Linked DNA regions of Homo sapiens: region 2 is linked to region 1. Evidence: read pairs that join two places in POLR2A ChIA-PET (ENCODE). Cell type or tissue: HCT116. All regions are shown on one strand.

Region 1 (2,500 bases):
CCAAGGCGGGCAGGTCACCTGAGGTCAGGAGTTTTGAGACCAGCCTGACCAACATGGTGAAACCCCATCTCTACTAAAAATACAAAAAAAAATTAGCCGGGCGTTGTAGCGCGTGCCTGTAATCCCAGCTACTCAGGAGGCTGAGGCAGGAGAATCGCTTGAACCCAGGAGGCAGAGGTTGCAGTGAGCTGAGATCACGCCACTGCACTCCAGCCTGGGTGACAAGAGCAAAACCCTGTCTCAAAAAACAAAACAAAACAAAACAAAACAAAAAAAACAAGCAGCTCTGACAACTACTTGATGAGGGAAAAAGCAGAAAATCTCTGAGCAAGGGAACCTGTCCCCAGAGCCCCCAACAAAACCCATCACAGGTCCCAGTGCTGGACTAGGCACAGGGTGGGCCAGGTGCTACTGAAAAGGGGGCCCCCAAGGCCTACTGAGCTTCCAAGCTCTCTGGGGGTCAGGAAGCCCCACTAGCCTGTGACTCCATCAGTCTTAGGGCAGGCCTAGGCCTGAGCCAGGCTGGGAGAGACAGCTGGAAGGGGGCTGACCACAGGCATGGAGGAGGCAAGGGAGAGCATTCCAGGGGTACCAGTGGCCAAAAATGAGACAGAGAAGGAGGCAAACTGGGGAAGGTGCCAGGCTCAATCATTCAATGCCTGTTTTTGTTTTCTTAACCCTTTTTATTGTGAAAAGAAAAACACTCAGGAAAAGCACATAAAGCATAAATGTATAACTTAATGAATTATGACAAAGTGAACACTTATGTAGCCACCTCCAGGATCAAGAAATAGAGCATGGCCTGTCCCCTGGAAATGTCCCACCTACATCTTTCCCCCTTGCTCCTCACTGAAGGTTACCACTATTACCACTATTCCAACTTAGGGTAATTGCTTGCAACATTCCAAGTTTTCCCCCAAGCTTACCTCTCCCCTAACACCATGGAATAGACTGTCCGGTTGTGAACTTCATACGAATGGACTCAATCACACACATCCATTCAGCTTTTGCACCACATATTATGCTGAAGGTTCATCCACGCTGTTGCATGCAGCCATGGTTCCTTCATCATCATGGCAGCTGGCCCCTTTGCCTACTTTGATGCCCTAATTCTCAGTTTGCAAGAAGCTAAGACTGTGGGAGCCCAGAGTCCTGCCTTGCCTGCACCAGCCAGGGGTGCCCAGCCTGCCACAGGCTCTAGGGCTTTGCCTGGACTTGCTTTTCTCCAGATGGCCACCTGCAGGGACAGGCAAGGACAAAGAGCAGAGTGCTCCCAACCGTCTCTGCAAAGCTTTGCATAGGGGCACACCCCAGGCTCTGAGCTGCTCGCCCCAGCCTCAGCGCAGATGACTGATGAGGACAGTAATCTATGGCTGCTCTGCCAGCTCCGAAACCAGCTGGGCACTGGGACCAAGCAATAAACCAGGCACATCCCAAATGAGAAGCAGGTGGCTTCTTAGGACCATATTTCTCAACATCCTGCCCTTATGGTTTGCCCCTTATCCAATGTGGTTCCCATTTGAAGGAGCCTATAACCCATATGAAAAATGATAGAAATTACAGCTCGCCATCCCAGCCTGGCTGTTTAGGATATTGGAAGAAACATTAAGGCAGGGCTGCCCTGATTAAAAGGTAGAGGCACTGAGGAGAGGTGGGGGGAGCCAGGCAACCCCCCATCATGCCTTTCCCTGCTCCCTTCTGCATGCAGAGTAGCCAGTTCACCTCTCCCAGGTACCTTTGAAAATGTGGCTCATGGCCGGGTGTGGTGGCTCATGGCCGGGTGCGGTGGCTCATGGCTGGGTGCAGTGGCTCATGCCTGTAATCCCAGCATTTTGGGAGGCCAAGGCGGGTGGATCACTTGAGGTCAGGAGTTCGAGACCAGCCTGGCCAACATGGTGAAACCCCGTCTCTACTAAAAATACAAAAAAATTAGCCAGGCATGGTGGCGCATGCCTGTAATCTAAGCTACTTGGGAGGCTGAGGCAGGAGAATGGCTTGAACCTGGCAGGCAGAGGTTGCAGTGAGCTGAGATCATGCCATTGCACTCCAGCCTGGGTGACAGAGAGAAACTCTGTCTCAAAAAAAAAGAAAGAAAGAAAATGTGGCTCAGTAGGAATTAATGAGGTGGGCGCCAAATTGTTCATTCTCAGGCCTCGTCCAGTCTGGGGAGGACCCAAATTTCTGCCCCAGTTCCTCCTTCCATCAGTCCCCACATTCAGGCCAAGCTAGGTCCCACCTCCGAGCACTATCCATGCTGCCTGAATGTCCTCTCACCTACCCAAGGTTTGCCCTTCCCAGGCCCCAGGAGCTACTCTAATTCTTCGTGGAATATTCCTGGGTGGTTGGTTCAGAGACCCACTGATGTTCTGCCCCCAAACGCCTGGCGTTTCTCCTCTTCTGAACCACACCAATTAGCCTTGATTACAGAATGGACGCATTGTTCTCTAACAGTTTCATATGTGCAAGCCCCAAATCCCCAGATGGGAAGGGTGCGTGGATG
Region 2 (2,500 bases), 890 kb after region 1:
AGAAAGTGAAGAAATAGAGACTTCAGAGATCACACACAACAAAGAATATAGTTCTTTGCAAAAATAGTTTAGAAAAGTCACTAAACAAGTAAATACAACTCACATAAAGCAACAAAAACAAACCATGAGGAGGGGGAAGAATTTGATTTCCAAACTTACCACGTTGCAATATTTAAAACATTTGGTTTTCAACAAAATATTATAAAGCAATCAAAGAAACAAAAATGTCTGACTTATACAATGAACAGAAACTCTTCCTGAGGAAACCCAGTCATTGGAATTACTAGACAAAGGCTTTAAAAATAAATGCTCAAAGAGGCCAGGTGCGGTGGCTTCTGCCTGTAATCCCGGCAATTTGGGAGGCTGAGGTGGGTGGATCACTTGAGGTCAGGAGTTGAAGACCAGCCTGGCCAATGTGGTGAAACATTGCCTCTACTGAAAATACAAAAATTAGCCAGGCTTGATGGCAGGGCCTGTAATCCCAGCTATTTGGGAGACTGAGGCAGGAGAATTGCCTGAACCCAGGAGACGGAGGTTATCTAGGGGGATTCAGTAACAGATTTGAGTAAATAGAATAAAGAATTGGTGAACTTGAAGACAGGTCAGTTGAACTTGTTCACTTTGAGAAGCAGAAAGAAAAAATGATGATAAATGAACAGAGCCTATGAGAACTGTGGGACACCATAAAACATACTAATATACACATAATAGGGGTTCCAGAAGGAGAGGAGAAAATAAGGCAGAAATAATATTTAAAGAAATAATGGCCCCAAATTCCCAAATTTGATGAGAGACATGAATATATACATCCAAAAATTCCAATGAATTCCAAGAAGGAGAAACATAAAAAGAGCCACACTAAGACATGTAATCAAACTGTCAAAAGCCAGAAATAAAGTGAGAATCTTGAAAACAGCAAGGGATAAGCAAGTTGTCACATACAAGAAACCTCAATAAGATTAACAGCCGATTTATCCTCAGAAACTATGGAGGCCAAAACACAGTGAAAAGCCATGTTTAAAATATAAAAGAAAAAATACTGTCAATGAGAAATACTGTATTCAGCAAAATTATCCTTCAAAAATGAAGGGGAAATAAAGACTTCCAGATAAACAAAAATGAGAGGGTTTGTTGCTAGTAAACCTGCCCTCAAAAAAATGATAAAAGTTGTTTTGTAGGTGGAAATGAACAAGACAGTAACTTGAACTCATACAAAGAAATAAAGAACTTGGGTAAGGCAACTGCATCAGTAAATACAAAAGCTAGTGTTATTGTGTATTTTGATTTGTAACTCTTTTTAAAAATATATGGTTTAAAATACCAATGTTATAGTTAATGGGCACACATGTTTGAAGGAGTAGTTTATAATCACAAAAACATGAAGGGAGAGAGATGAAGCTGTATAGAGCAGAATTGTTATATACTATTGAAGCTAAGGTTGTGTTAATTAAAAATAGATTGTTATAAATTTAAGAGGTTAATTATAATCCAAAGGGTAAGCACTAAGGGAACAACCAAAAAAACTGTACAGAAAAGGAAATGAGAAAGGAATCAAAATGGCACAGTACAAAAAAATCAGGTATATATGCAAAAAGGCAGTAATGGAGGAATTGAGGAACAAAAATATATGACATATAGAAAACAAATAGCAAAACAGCAGAAGTGTGTCCTTTATCTGTAATTACTTTAAATATAAATGGATTAAACTCTCCAATTAAAAGGCAGAGATGAACAGATTTTTAAAATCCCATTCATATGTTGTCTACAGGAGACTCACTTTAGATTCAAAGGTACAAATAGTCATGACCAGCCTGGCCAACATGGTGAAACCCCATCTCTACTAAAAATACAAAAATTAGCCAGGTGTGGTGGTGCACGCCTGTAGTCCCAGCTACCCAGGAGGCTAAGGCATGAGAATTGCTAGAACTCGGTGGCGGAGGTTGCAGTGAGCTGAAATTGCACCACTACACTGCAATCTGGGTGACAGAGTGAGACTCTGTCTCAAACAAATGAAGAAACAAACCAAAGATACAAATAGGTTGAAAGTGAAAGGATGGAAAAAGATATTCCAAACAAATAGAAACCAAAAGATAGCTGGGGTGGCTATACTAATATCAGACAAAATAGATAGTAAGGCAGAAACTGCTCTAAGAGAAAAGGAAGGACATTATATTGACAAAGGGATCAATTCATCAGGAAGATAAAACAATTTTTCTCTAGTACACAAGGATCACTCTCCAGGATAGATTATATATTAGACCATACAACAAATCTCAATAAATTAAAATATTGAAATCAAAGCAATCCTAAGCAAAAAGAAAAAGTCTGGAAGCATCACATTATCCAACTCCAAATTATACCACAAGGTTATAGTAACCGTAACAGCATGGTACTGGTATAAAAGTAGATGCATAGATGCAGTGGAAAAGAATAGAGAACCCAGAAATAAGGCCAAATACTTAGCAACCAACCCATATTCAAAGCATACAAAAACATAAAT

What was found. ChIA-PET counts read pairs that join two places held together with the same protein. Peaks named below come from ENCODE experiments on the same cell type or tissue, not always from the same donor. Only the 100,000 strongest peaks of a DNase experiment are listed, where the experiment ranks them.
Region 2: POLR2A ChIA-PET joins it to region 1 with 5 read pairs; 2 of 35 experiments call an interaction of 5 or more read pairs at or near these places.

What each region holds. Positions count from the first base shown.
Region 1 is chr5:134,087,914-134,090,413 of GRCh38, forward strand. It overlaps a transcript of VDAC1 not described here. Among named protein-coding and RNA genes, the nearest start is that of TCF7, 26 kb to the right of the region's middle. In HCT116, no CTCF peak of the experiment used is centred here; no DNase peak of the experiment used is centred here.
Region 2 is chr5:134,981,531-134,984,030 of GRCh38, forward strand. All of the region lies in intron 2 of CATSPER3 (cation channel sperm associated 3), which reads left to right. Among named protein-coding and RNA genes, the nearest start is that of CATSPER3, 15 kb to the left of the region's middle. In HCT116, no CTCF peak of the experiment used is centred here; a DNase peak (open chromatin) is centred at 942.